Linked DNA regions of Homo sapiens: region 2 is linked to region 1. Evidence: read pairs that join two places in POLR2A ChIA-PET (ENCODE). Cell type or tissue: A673. All regions are shown on one strand. Links, peaks and the distances in the headings refer to the core of each region. The heading gives the core; the rest is flanking DNA.

Evidence for each region. ChIA-PET counts read pairs that join two places held together with the same protein. Peaks named below come from ENCODE experiments on the same cell type or tissue, not always from the same donor. Only the 100,000 strongest peaks of a DNase experiment are listed, where the experiment ranks them.
Region 2: POLR2A ChIA-PET joins it to region 1 with 5 read pairs; 2 of 35 experiments call an interaction of 5 or more read pairs at or near these places.

Annotation. Positions count from the first base shown.
Region 1 is chr1:71,918,894-71,921,711 of GRCh38, reverse strand. All of the region lies in intron 2 of NEGR1 (neuronal growth regulator 1), which reads left to right. Among named protein-coding and RNA genes, the nearest start is that of NEGR1-IT1, 83 kb to the right of the region's middle. In A673, for the core only: no CTCF peak of the experiment used is centred there; a DNase peak (open chromatin) is centred at 1,701; H3K27ac peaks cover 683 bases.
Region 2 is chr1:71,607,238-71,610,055 of GRCh38, reverse strand. All of the region lies in intron 5 of NEGR1 (neuronal growth regulator 1), which reads left to right. Among named protein-coding and RNA genes, the nearest start is that of NEGR1-IT1, 230 kb to the left of the region's middle. In A673, for the core only: no CTCF peak of the experiment used is centred there; no DNase peak of the experiment used is centred there.

The DNA of each region.
Region 1 (2,818 bases), core at 319-2,818:
ATATATATTCTTGTACTGTATCTATTCTATATATATAATATTCTATATATATTCTTATACTGTATCTATAAGAATATATATGTATTCTATACTGTATTCCTACAATACAGTAAGCTAAAGGGAAGAAAATGTTATTAAGAAAATCACAGAAAAGAGAAAATATATTTAGTATTCATTAAATAAAAGTGGAACATCATAAAGTTCTTTATGCTCATCTTCACATTGAATAGGCTAAAGCAGAGGAGAAAGAAGAGGGGTTGGTCCTGCTGTGTCTGGTGGCAGAGGTGAAAGAAAATCCAAGTGTACATGGACTCTTGAAGTTTAAACCTGCATTGTTCAAAGGTCAAATGTACTTAGATTGGTTTCTACTTTCCTGGCTGTATCCCAACTGGTAAAGATTTTTTCTTAAAATTTCCAGTGGTTTTGAGTTGTAAATATTCGCAAAAGGCAAGTGTTTAAGCTCTATCCTTTATATAGTTAACCATTTTATATAATGATAATTACTGCCTTACATTCTAGGAAAAATATGTCTCATTCCTGAATATCAAAAGCAAATTTAAAAACAAAATTTAAAATTAATTACACATATATTGGGATCTCAGATTTATTAAACTAATTATTAGAAAGTAAGATAAATTGGGGAAAAGCTAAAAGTATGCATAATTATTAAATGCTGGCATTTATGTGAGCCTTGGGCTTCTCTTTATTAGCTTTTGGGTGCGATTATCATTAACATTTCAGTTGCATCCTTAATGAATATTAGAGCTACAAATACACAATGGCATGAGTGAAAATAGGAGTCTTTCATTACCACACAGACTGAAACTTTAAGAAAAATAACTTACAGAGAGGCTGTAGAGCTGTGATTATATATTTACCCTGGGAGCTGTGAGCTGTCTAGAAGTATTCTGAGCTTTGATTTTTACACCTGCACCTGTGCCGGGTGGAGAAACTAGTGAAGAGCAATTTGTGCCTCTTCAGTAAACCAGTTAACTGATTTTGGACACTAACTCTAAAGCAACTTAGCCACATCCTTTGAGCATTTGCTTCGTGCTAAGCATTGTTGTAAGTGTTGGAAAAGAAAGATCTGCAAATAAAAATTAGTCCTTCTTTTCAAGGAAATTACCTATCAGCTGGGGGATACTGACTTGGGGGCAAATGAGTGCACTAAAGTTAGGTAGGGGCTAGGACAGATGTATATATAGGGCACATAAGGCAGGTCTTCTTTTTCTGTAGGATCATACCCAGCTTTTGGGGTGAAGTAGTGGATAGGCTTGAGGTTTAATTACAAGGCATGAAGTGATAGCCATAGTATACTGCTTGAAAGTTACTCTTAGGGTATATAGTAAGTCATTCAGAGCTCAATGAGGAGCTACTTCAAGTCTCAGCAAGTGCTGAATAAGCAATTAGATGTATAAACTCGCATTGTCTTGTTCCATAAAATGGAATAAGAACTGTGGGGAAGGAGTAGGAACAGGACAAGATGAGAGGAATAGCTCAATCAGAGCATTACCATAAGATGGCCTTTAGAAGTAGTACTGACAAAGAGATACTCAAATGTACAGCTCCTCGGAGCTGGAGATGGCTTGGAGGTGGTTTGAGCATGTAGAAGCAATGGGGAAAATGGAGGACTCTGGGGAGCAGTTGTAGGAGGCTATAATTGCTGAGCTCAACTGCTGACTGGAGCCATTCAATACTGAGAGGAGCAGCTGCAGAGAGCTTAAGCAGAGAACCCTGGAGAGCCACAGCTGGAGCTTCCCCAGATTAAGAAGCTGCCAGGGGAAGCAGCAGTTATGAGTGTCATTGCATGGAAAGTTCAAAGTTATCCATTCAGTTCCACCATCTCTGCAGCTGGCAATAACTATTGAAACACAGTCTTAGATATATGAAGAAATGGTGAAATATTGATAAGATTGACAAAATATGTTTGAGATTTTTAAAGACAACTTTCCTCAAACTCGAACCTAGGCTTTCTTGGCTAATGTGGTATTATGTTTGCTTGTTGTTTGTTTATTGAGGAACAATTTTACCCTAACAATAGCTGTTACATTGGCCAAAACAAGGAGACTTGATTTTAAATTAAAGGATTCACTAACCAAAAAATCAACGAGAGTATATGCAAAATTTGGTACTTTTTGATACTTCTCCCCTGGAAAGAGTAACTGTAGTTTTTATCCTGTTCTCAAAGTTCCTGATGCTAAAAAAAAAAAAAAAAGGTTAAGATAGTTTGTATTAGAAAGACAAAAAAGATTAGCTAATAGAGAATTTGGTAACATCTATTATCAACTTATCCACAAAAGATGTTGTTGTATAACAGTGTGATGAATTTAGGTAATCATTACATTGAACATTGTCTAGCATTACTATGAGGCTGTCCTCTTCAAATATTGTTCAGGATAACGAGCCTTGGTATATTGGTGATCCCTTCTGCATCTTTTTGGATCAGCTTGGGTTTGATTATGGAGGAAGACGGAAGCAGCATAATAGATATTTTGTTTGAGTAAAACACAATTATGATGTAAACACTTGAGAAAGAGAATCCAGCTGGAAAATTATTGTGTTAGTCCACCTTTGAGTGAGAGCTGAGAACTACTGTGGATCCTGTAGAAATGGAAGGAAGAATGTAGAGGTGGAGGTATTCATTCAACTTGTGAATGTGAGCACTGTAATTTTAAAATAATAATGCATCTATTTATATTTTTGTTTTGTTGAAATCTCACAGTACTGCAAATTTTTATCAAAATCACTCCATCTGGAAAAATTCTATGTGGATTAAGCCACATGGGAATCAGTTACCCCGGCTTAACAGATATTTCAT
Region 2 (2,818 bases), core at 13-2,512, 310 kb after region 1:
AGGTCACAGGAAACTTACAATCACAGTGGAAGGGGAAGCAAACACTTCCTTCTTCACTAGGCGGCAGGAGAGAGAAGTCCCAAGCAAATCGGGGAAAACCCCCTTATAAAACCATCAGATCTTGTGAGAACTCACTCACTATCACGAGAACAGGGTGGGGGAACTGCCCCCATGATCTAATCACCTCCCATGGGTCTTTCCCCCAACATATGGGGATTACAATTCAAATTAAATTCAGGATGAGATTTTGGGTGGGGACACCTCCAAATAATATCATTTACTTATGTCATGGCTCATAACCAATTGCAGCTAAATAGCTGAACAGAAAACTGGTGAAATTATATAAAGACTTAGATATTACCACAAAGGATAAGAACGTATGTGATGCAAGCAGGTATTTTTTTCTGGAACTGGAATCAAAAGATTTGTGGAAGACAATATCCCTTTTTAACATCAACCTTAATAATAAGGGATAATATCCCCATAACAGTCTCATTTCTTTTTTTTTTTTTTTTTTTTTTTTTTTTTTTTTTTTTTTTTTGAGACGGAGTCTTGGTTTGTCGCCCAGGCTGGAGTGCAGTGGCGTGATGTCGGCTCACTGCAAGCTCCGCCTCCCGGGTTCACGCCATTCTCCTGCCTCAGCCTCCCAAGTAGCTGGGACTACAGGTGCCCGCCACCACGCCCGGCTTATTTTTTGTATTTTTAGTAGAGACAGGGTTTCACCATGTTAGCTAGGATGGTCTTGATCTCCTGACCTTGTGATCCACCCGCCTCGGCCTCCCAAAGTGCTGGGATTACAGGCGTGAGCCACCGCGCCCGGCCATACAGTCTCATTTCTTCTGACTGGTTTTACCTAAAATTTTTTTTAGCTATTTTATATGCAACTTCTATAATTTGGGTTGTTAAATTTTTAAATTCTTTTTACTAATTTATATGTTTTTACTAATTCTGAATTTGCCTTTTTATAGCTTAGTAGAAGACTCCATATTTTTATATATTGAGAATTAGATAAACTGGTCTGTGGTCACTCTCATTTCACCCTACAATATTGTACATCTGCCAATATAGCCTTTCTCAGATTTTGATAACCTAGGTTGAGAAGTTTCAGTTTGTAATTATCTATATGGACAAATATCCAGAAAAGTGGTTCTGAATCCTTTATAAGTTATGGAACTCTTTGTTCATGTACAATCTTATTTGGAAGCCCAAGAAGTAATATTTATGAACACAGCACTTCTCGAGAAGATGCTGGGTAAATGGAGCCTCAATTCTACCTGTTCACAACCCTTCTCTAAATTAGGACATCATTGCAGGAGTTCCCCAAATCCCTGGTTCTCTACAAAACACTGTATAAGTAACACTGACAGACTATTTTACATACCTTTCAAAGTCACTTTTTAATTTGTGTCATTAATTTCTTAAAAGCTAACAATCAGAGCTCCTTTGTTAAAGGCCATTTTGTTTCCAATATTTTGTGAAGCAATGTCCTGGATTTTTTTTTTCTGCTCTCTCTTTTTATCTTTTCTAAATTCAGCAACCATTGTCAAAAAAAAAAAAAAAGCTACAGTAATCCTCGGTCCACTTTCTTGGCCTATAGTAAATATAGAAAAGGGCCAATTGGTGCCCACAATCATAGCTTCAGTGATTTTTTTTTTCCTACTGTAGAGATGGACTACAGCTTTTATTAGATTTTCAAAGGAGTTCAGAACCATTTGCTAAAAAGGAAAAGGTAGATTGATTTTCCCCAATCAATGTCCTCCCCAACACACTCACACGCATAGAAAAATGCAGCTGTGAAAATCAAATGCACTTGTGAAAGGCAAACATATTTTCAGTTCAGAGTGAAGCATACATTTATCATCTTTAGGGTTATATTTGAGGCAATACTCAAATTCTCAAATATCATGGTAATGAATAATTTCGTTTCAAAACTTAAGTAAAGCAAAGTTGAGCATATGCAGGGAGTAGGAAAAAGAAGGATTCTGGTTGCTGAATGGTTGCGCTCACTATGCAGATTCACCATAAACGCCCAGGCCATTCAATTATTTACTTCATCAAAATCAAAAGCTAGCCAGGCACAGTGGCTCACGCCTGTAATCCCAGAACTTTGGAAGGCAAAGACGGGTGGATCACAAGGTCAAGAGATAGAGACCACCCTGGCCAACATGGTGAAACCCCATCTCTACTAACAAAAATTAGCCGGGCATGGTGGCAGGCACCTGTAGTCCCAGCTACTCAGGAGGCTGACGCAGGAGAATCGCTTGAACCCAGGAGGCGGAGATTACAGTGAGCCGAGATTGCTCCACTGCACTCCAGCCTGGAGACAGAGCGATACTCTCTCTCAACAAAATAAAAAATGAAAAAATAAAAATAAATAAAAAGCTGTCTATTTAGCAAGCACCTGCTATTGGACAGGTAGTGTTCTAAGTTGATAATATTTACCCATTTTACTCTTATAACAAACCTGTAAGGTAAATATTATTATTCTCAACTTTTACCTAAGGAAACCAAAGCATAGAATGCTTTTAAGTAATTTGCACAAGTTCATACAGTTAGTGGCAGAGCTGGGATTTAAACCCAGGAAGTCTTATAAATCTTCATGCAGAGTCCATGGGTTTAACCCCTATACTATGGCACCTAGTGTAGGTCAAGGCCCTTAAGAGTCTATCAAAACTAATTTGAAATGTCAATGTGAAATACCAAGGGCAAAAGCATTTCAAGTTGTTTATGGATTTGCAAAATAAGAAACTGCATGTACAAACACTCACTTATAATTTCCCAATTTATTTAGTCAAGGACACAGAAAAATGGAGTCAAG